2 separate regions of the Homo sapiens genome follow, and region 1 is linked to region 2. The links are chromatin loops, found by intact Hi-C in ENCODE. Cell type or tissue: Caco-2. All regions are shown on one strand. Links, peaks and the distances in the headings refer to the core of each region. The heading gives the core; the rest is flanking DNA.

Evidence for each region. A loop is a pair of places that touch in the nucleus more often than their neighbours do. Peaks named below come from ENCODE experiments on the same cell type or tissue, not always from the same donor. Only the 100,000 strongest peaks of a DNase experiment are listed, where the experiment ranks them.
Region 1: it touches region 2 in a loop (8-fold over the local background); 1 of 110 quality-filtered maps calls a loop at or near these places.

The regions. Positions count from the first base shown.
Region 1 is chr14:44,447,572-44,451,973 of GRCh38, reverse strand. The region is part of intron 2 of LINC02277 (long intergenic non-protein coding RNA 2277); the gene reads left to right. Among named protein-coding and RNA genes, the nearest start is that of LINC02277, 32 kb to the left of the region's middle. RefSeq lists a silencer at 1,381-1,581 and an enhancer at 2,674-2,968. In Caco-2, for the core only: no CTCF peak of the experiment used is centred there; DNase peaks (open chromatin) are centred at 2,133, 2,723 and 2,973.
Region 2 is chr14:44,391,628-44,396,029 of GRCh38, reverse strand. LINC02277 (long intergenic non-protein coding RNA 2277) reads left to right here. Exons shown (of 3, transcript XR_001750743.3): 3 at 2,292-3,499. Among named protein-coding and RNA genes, the nearest start is that of LINC02307, 7.8 kb to the right of the region's middle. In Caco-2, for the core only: no CTCF peak of the experiment used is centred there; no DNase peak of the experiment used is centred there.

The sequences.
Region 1 (4,402 bases), core at 242-4,241, 56 kb before region 2:
TCATGGCTCACTGCAACCTCCACCTCCTGGGTTCAACAATTCTCCTGCCTCAGCCTCCCGAGTAGCTGGGACTACAGGTGTATGCTGCCACACCCGTTTAATTTTTTGTATTTTAGTTGAGATGAGGTTTCACCATGTTGCCCATGCTGGTCTTGAACTCCTGAGCTCAGGAAATCCACCTGCCTTGGCCTCCCAAAGTGCTAGGATTACAGGTGTGAGCCACCATGCCTGGCCTGGAACTTCTGATTGATGGTCTTCAATTTGGGGTTTTAATTTGCTGGATTGGCTCACAAAAATCAGGGAACACTTAGGTTTATCATTTATTGTCAAGGATATTACAAAGGATACAGATGAAGAGACTCATAGGATGAAGTATGTGAAAAGGGGCACAGAGCTTCCATGTCCTCCCTGGGCCTACCCTCCTCCAGAAACCTCCATATGTTCACCTATCCAGAAGCTCTTTGAACTGTGTCCTCTTGGGTTTTTATAGAGACTTCACTAAGTAGGCCTAAATAATTAAACCATTGGCCATTGCTGATCAGCTTGACCTTCAGTCCTTACCTTTCTCAGGAGTCTGGGGGTTGGGGCTGAAAGTCCCAACACTTTAATTATGCCTTTGTCTCAGGTGATCATCCCCACCCTGAAGCTATCAGCCAACATTAGCATGCAAAAAGATAGCACTTTGGAAATTCCAAGGATTTTTAAAGTTGTATACCAGGAAACATGGATGCAGACCAAACAGGTATTTTAAATATCACAGGGGTACACAATCAAAGATGATTACTCCCGTAAGAGCAGACATGTGGGGAAAAGGCCATACTTAACTTTAAATATATATGGACTCCGTCTCTTGATATAACCCTGAGAAGGAATGCAGGTGCTTCCTTTTTAAGAAGACAAGACAAATTCTTCTTAAGACATTTAAAATTCCCTGTTTAATTTTTCTGGAACTTAACCTTCATAGGCAAGCACTGGGAAGCCTTATATTTTCATTTAATTTATCAAATAGATTTGGTTTAGGAGATGACATTTCTTCCTTTGAGCTGTAAATGAACTTACCAGCCTTGGGTAAGCAGAATGGGCTCCAACCTGAGTTTCCCTGAGGGCCTTCAGCGAGCAATAGCAATAACAACATAAAGTATTTCCAGTGGATTCAAATCCAAACATGATAGAAGCTTTGTTTCTTTGACAATAGTAATAATTAATAGTGGCTTCCTCAGGGGATGTATTGAGTATATAACACTCAGCAAACACAGTGTCTTTAATGTCAGGCCTCTGAGCCCAAGCTAAGACATCATATCCCCTGTGACCTGCACGTATACATCCAGATGGCCTGAAGCAACTGTAGGTCCACCAAAGAAGTGAAAATAGCCAGTTCCTGCCTTAACTGATGACATTCCACCACTGTGATTTGTTCCTGCCCCACCCTAACTGTCAATTGACTTTGTGACAATACACCCTCCAGGCCCTTGTGATAATGTGATAATGTACTTTGTGATATTCCCCTGCCCTTGTGAATGTACTTTACATGATACACCCTCCCTACCCTTGAGAAAGTACTTTGTAATATCCTCCCCCGCCCTTAAGAAGGTACTTTGTAATATTCTGCCCCGCCCTTAAGAAGGTACTTTGTAATATTCTGCCCCGCCCTTTAGAAGGTACTTTGTAATATTCTCCCTGCCCTTGAGAATGTACTTTGTAAGATCCAGCCCCTGCCCATGAAAAAATTGCTCCTAACTCCACCACCTATCCCATACCTATAAGAACTAACGATAATCCCACCACCCTTTGCTGACTTTCTTTTCGGACTCAGCCTGCCTGCAGCCAGGTGATTAAAAAGCTTTATTGCTCACACAAAGCCTATTTGGTGGTCTCTTCACATGGATGCGCATGACAGTTAAATATAATGAATCTCAAGTTTCTCTTCAAAGAATCAGTATGTCAGTATGTTCAGCTCTCTTACTCTTTGATTCCCCATTTTAAAGTTTAACTTCCTGGTTCTCTTACTTCCCTTGCTTCCAGTTTCAGTAAACAACTTTCCTGCCAGTCCTAATCAGTAGTTCACATCTGTTCCCTGGTTACCTGCTCTGTCCTGACTCATCCCGGTCACCTGCTTTGACCTAAGTCACCCCGGTCACCTGCCCCATCCTGACTCATCCCAGTCACCTGCTTTGACCCAAGTTACTCCTGGTCACCTGCTCTAACCTAAGTCACCTCTAGTTACCTGTTCCTAACCATCCTTCCCTCCAAACCACTTACCCCACCACTCTGGCTTATACCCCTGCCCTCTTTAAAATAGCCAGTCGGAATTAGCTAAGACTGTGCAGTCCAGCCCTAGCCAGTAGGGGAACAACACAGCAGTAGGGGCTACCTGCGTCAGGAATAAGAGCTCCTTCCCTTCCCCTGTCCAGGTGTGTTCTCGCCATTACCCCATTTGTGAGTCACACCCTTCTATAGAAGTAAAAATTGCCTTGCTGAGAGAATTAAATTTACATTCAAGTGCTATTCCTTCACGGCACTGAGGAGCAAGCATTTTGCATTTCCAGCAGTGTCATAAATATTTAATAAGTGAGGAGGGAAAAAAGGGAAAAAAATTAAAGAAAGAAAGAAAATAGAGATTAAAAAAGAGAAAAAAACAAGCTACCTGTGTTAGGCTGATTCATTTCAAAGGCAGTAACAGGCAAAGTTTCGATAACGTTATCTAAGAGCCACAGCTCAGAGGAACGTGCTCTGAAGACTCTCCCAACACTCCCTCAACATAAGGATGTGAAGAGATAAGTGTTCCTATCTCTCCTTTAGTGTAAGTAAACTTCCCCCTTGAATCCCATCCCCTCTGCTATGTAAACTATACCTTGCTCCTTGCTCTGTAAGTTTTATGAGTTTCTGTTTTTCCTATAGTTAATGATTGTAGGTTCCTGCTTCTTGATCTAAGCAGTATAGCCTGAGCAGTTCTAGCTTGTAGCCAGCTAGGCACCGTGGTAGGGGTCGCAAGATGAGTCTTTGTGAAACTCCTTTGAACTAACCAGATAACGACCATTTGGGCTGCATAGTAATGAGTATACTAAACCTGAGTTATAAGCTTGTCTTAGTTTGATTAACGGCCTTTGTCTTGCCTCTGTACATTCGCATTTGCGCCACTTAGGAGTAGGTATATAAGCAAAACCTTGATTTTGTTCTGGGCCCAGTTTTTTGGACGTTGAGTCAGCTGGGCTGGAGTGCACTCAATAAAAGATTCTCCTGCTATACCCTGAGGTCTCCCTTGCCCTCCTGATTTTCTACAACATGAGTAGTAGTTACTCTTAACTTGCTGCATGTATTAACTTATCCAGAAGCCTATCTTTGTATTTCCTGTCACACACTCCCCAACGCCTTCCATCCCCTCCTTTAACTGAGAACTCAGCTTCTCTCCATTCTTCTGCAAACCAAAAATCAATTTCTAAGCCCTCCAACAGACTGAATGGACTCCTCTCTTGGCCAATGGGATTCCCAAGAAATCTGAAAAAGTATTTCAGGCCATGATGGGAAGGGGGTTGGACATGCCTCATTATACTCTCCTCCCTTTGGAATTCAGACACAACCAACCAGCACTAACATTAAAACGGATCTTTAGACTGACAAAACTGACTGTTTGTAGTAAGAAGATAAAAAATTCCAATCTGACTGTAGTATAGCATCACATGACAGATAGCAGGCCCTGAAATAAATCAAAGTATTTTACCCTAAAATTTATTTCTTTGACATATTTTGAAATGGCCTCACAAAACTCTCTTGTGGGGGATATTTATGCTTTGTAGAGAATCCCCTTCCCAGGTCTTTTTCTGATCCCAAAGAGATTAGCTGAGAGTCTAACACTTTTTAAAGGTCAGAATAGGAAACTTTTGGTATCTCTTGCCTCTAAGGGCAGCCACCTGTAAGACTTTATAATAAAGACTTTGGTCTCTACAATCCCTTATCTATTTTTTTTCTTTGTTTTGAGACAGAGTTGCACTCTTGTCACCCAGGTTGGAGTGCAATGGCACGATCTTGGCTCACTGCAACTTCCGCTTCCCTGCCTCAGCCTCCTGAGTAGCTGGGATTACAGGTGTCTGCCACCACGCCCAGCCAATTTTTGTATTTTTAGTAGAGACGGGGTTTCACCATGTTGGCCAGGCTGATCTCGAACTCTTAACCTCAGGTGATCTGCCCACCTCAGCCTCCCAAAATGCTGGGATTACAGACGTGAGCCACCGCACCCAGCCCACAACCCATGGTCTTAACCCAGACACTCCTTTCTATTGAATCAGGTCTTTAGATAATAATTTAACTTTTTCAGACAATTTCCAATCAGAAAATCTTTGAATCCACTGTTAAAGCAAACTAAATACGGCCTGAGAAGGACTCCATACTTCCATATTTGAGTCCT
Region 2 (4,402 bases), core at 78-4,077:
AAATCGTATTTTTTCAAAAGCATATTTGGTAGCTTCTATTTATATGACTGAAAAAGCTGCATTACTGCAAGCTAGAAACATTTTTCATTGAAAAATGCACTCTATTCATTCTTTAGGCAATTTCAAGTTAACTTTCTAAAATGAACTAAGATTTAATTTTATCATGATTATATTGAAATGTTAAACTTTGCAGTTCATTTAGATTTATGAAGAAAAAGTCATATAATGAATTCTAATGTGATTTCAGCTAAATTTGGAAGTCAATTTCTTAAGAAATGAAGAAATGTGTTACATTACTTAGCAGAGATCACTAAGACTCAGCCTGGTTTCTCCAAAAACAAGTGATGCTGAATTAGCTTCATGTCCTTTTTTTGACAGAATTGTTAGGCTGGTAGATCAGGGGAAGGATAGAGATATAATTTATTTGTATTTATTAAAGTAATATAACCTTTCTTTAAACTTTTGAAGAGATATGTACTTGGTGTTAGCACAGCTACATTTCTTGGAAACTGACTGATAAGGTATATCCCAGATTGCTACGTAACAGATAAACTTGGCTTGGAGAAAGTTTCTGGTAATGTGGCTTAGGGAATCTATCCTTTCCCTGTACGTCAACTTTTTTTTCCTAATGACTTAACTAAATGAATCAGGTTCTAAGCTAAACTTGATGTGCTAGAATGATGTGGCAGAGCAGCAAAATGAAGTTTCTCGGGATTAAACATTAAAGTTTTATCATTGGATCAAAAAAATCAGCTCCAACAAAGAATACAGAAGAGACATGGCTTAGAAAAAGCATGTGTGGAAACTAAGATTTTTGTTCAATGAGGGTAAGCAGTTTAATGTGCTGCCATGATTGCACCTTGGGCTGTGTCATTACAAAAAAATCATGTTTGGAAGATAGGTGATTTATTCTTTGCCTTACTTTGCATTAGGCAGGTCACATGCTATTTTTAATTTTATGCATAAGACTGTATTTTTAGGAATGCATTAGAAGAGAGATCAGGATAGCGAAATAATATGATATGAAGAAACATTTTCAAGTCAAGAGGCTACCTACCTAGAAAAGAGAAGACCTGACAAATTGTAAGAAGCTGCAGAGAAGGACATAAATAGAAACCAGATGAAGTCAGATTTAAGCTTAATATGACTGTAAGCTAAGGATAAATTGATCTAAAGATGGACTGTATTAGTTTGTTAGGACTGCTGTAACCAAGTACCACAAACTGAGTGGCTGAAACAACAGGATTCCAGTGTTTGATGGAAATCTTTGCATTCCTTGGCTTGTAGGTGCATCACCTCTATCTCTTCCTTTATGTTCACATGGTATTCTTCCTGGATGTGTGTCTATTTTCAAGTTTCCCCATTTTATGAGGACACCAGTAATACTGGATTCAGGGCCTACCCTACTCTACTAAGAACTCATCTTAACTAATTATACCTGCAATGATCTTTTTTCCAAATTAGGTCACATTCTGAGGTACTGGGATTAGAAATTCAACATATGACTTTTTGAGGGTTACAATTTAACCCATAACAGTGACTAATAGCTGATTATCCTCCTAGGAATAAAGACATGTGAATATGTCTCAAGGGTTTGTTATTCTTTATAAACACCAACATCAAAAACAGTAAGATAGTCTGCTTTAGAAATATACATATTTTAAAAATATTTTCTATGATTAAGAAGAGGGTAGGGAATATTTTTTGAAAAATCCATAAAATATCTTTAGGGGTGAAATCTCTCATATGCAACTTCTACTTAATCATTGCTACTTGTTCGGTGCAAAAATAATTGCAGTTTTTGCCATAATGTAAAGTCAAAAACTGCAGTTACTTTTGCACAAAACTAAGAGATAAACCTAAACTCTGCATTATGTCTATCAGATATTCTGATGATGAATGTGCATGCTGAATCCTGACAATTATGAGGCTCATCTCAAATGTGACTGCTCACTTTTATTCCCACTTATTCAGTACTTTTTTTTTTTTTGGCTTGGTAAGATCCAGTTATATTTGTTCCCAAACCTGTGTATTTCAGACATTCTGATAGAATTATGTGATTTTACAAATATTATCTAAACCCACAGTATTCAAGTTAGTAAAAAGTAAAGTAGTTGAAATGAAAATAAAGTTTATTCTTTGGAAATACACAATGAAGGCAAATTTTATTTTTTAAAAATATTGCCAAATTAGATGTGGGGAGGAAATTGTGAAAGCCTGGAAAAAAAATTGTCAAACTATGAAAGGATATGCATTAATTCCCTAACAAATGTCTTCTTTTCTCTTCAAAGACACTGAAACTGGACATTGTAGAAGATGAATTATGAGAGTGATTTATGAAAGAAAGACAGTGGAGAATTGCAATCGATGGAGACATTCAAAGAAAAGACTTTGGCACTACATCAAAAGAGAGTAGAATAAGTAGTCTTTGCTTATACATTTTAAATGAAAATAAATGTTTATCATACATATTTGCTGTTTTTTAAACTGTAATTCAATTACTAAGGCTGAAGGGAAGAATGGATGTTGGATAAAGAACTTTCGATTCTGTCATTGTTAGTATTATTTGTGTGCGTATGTGTGTGTGTGTGTGTGTGTGAATGTTGAGCTTCTCAGCTTCAATAGTTAGCAGGAAAAAGCACTGAATCGTGAAGCATAAACTACAAATATAGCATCTGTATGATATTCTCTTTAAAAAATGGTAAAATTCTAGGAAACAGTCTTTGGTGCTTGCTTTTTTAGAATGATTGGCATGGGATCTGAGTCTTAGTTTCAGCTTTTATGACTGCTTTTTACTGCATCAAATATTTGACCAGGCAAAGTACATTTCAATGAACAGCTTTACTCCCCTTTAAAAGAATCTGAAAGTCCAGCTAAAACTCCTCATCAAGTTAGCTGGGATCATGGTGTTCATTTTGGATGAGGCAATGTACTAATTCATTCAGTCAGCTCGATTTGACATTTCTGGGTTAGGGTATCTTCCTTAAAAGTTACACAATAAGTTGGAATTAAAGTGCTCTGCTTGCTTTTGATAAGACTGATCAAAAGAGTGATAGGAGTAATCACTACTTAGAATCCTATTTAATAAGTATTTTCCATTTATCTAACTCTAAGGAGAATTTAGGCTATTTGTCTAGTGAAATCCATTTGATACCAGGATTTGTTATGGCCATTCTACAATCAGGTGTTCCTAATGTAATGAATGAGATAAAAAATAATTAAGCTAACATTTATATGATGCTTACTACTTCCAGAAACTGTTATTATGCATTATTAACTGACTTAATCCTCCTTACCACTTTAGGGGGTAGATACTATTATTATTCCTTTTTTTTTCAGATGACGAAACTAAAGCACAAAGAGATTAAAGAACTTATCCAAGGTCATGCAGCTGGAAAGAAGTGGATTTGGGATTGTGAACATCACAATTTCACAAACTACATTTCATGATGGGTAGAGCTAGTCAAACGTCTGAAAATAAAGTTTGGTTTAAAGATGACCATCGTCTTGTTAAGAAATTATATAAATGAGTATCACTAAAAAGTCTCTCTTTAAACTCACCAAGCACTCTTCACTATGGACAAGAAAGTGTGAATATGGTTATTTTTTATTTAATATTTTCATGATGATTAACTGAAGGATCTGACAGTAAATAGTCTTTGGGTCTTTTTAAACTAAAACTCCTGTTGTTGTTGATAGCAATTGATGCAATTGATAGTAATGTGCTGTATCCCTCAGATGTATTCCAGCTGAAGAAGGTGGAGAGCCACTAAAATTTATTGTTCTATGTCATTTTTCCAAATCATCTTTTGATGACTGTCCATCTACATATTGCTCAGTGGCTTTATATTTAGAACATTATTTGGGAAATTGTAATTTCAAATATTTTAACCTATAAATATTCAATGAAGCCTTGGCAATGAAGAGTAAGACTTTATAAAACCTTGAATATATGAATAGCACAGTTCTGGTTATCTATGTAACAACATCCCCCATAGTAACCTAAAACAATGACATTACTATATCCCATGATTCTGTGGATTGCCTGGGCTTAGGTGGTAAGTTCTCAGGGTGTTGCTCATTGTCACACCCAGATAGCAGCTAGAACTAGAGTCATCTGCAAACTCCTTTTTCTTGTGTGGACCATCCAAGGTAGGTTTCTCATGCACATATCTAGTGCTTTGGTGCTTCTTGGCCTCTCTCTTTCCACATTGTATCTCATCTTCCTGGCCTCTCCACATGGCTTGGGCTTCTTGTTGCATGGTGTTACGAGGTACTCACACTGCTAACACAGTAGCTGACTTTCAAGATACACAAATTGGACCCTTTTAGACCAATTAAGGGCTATGGTGAAACTGGAGCAGTATCACTCTCATTGTATTCTATTGGCCAAAGTAGCAGA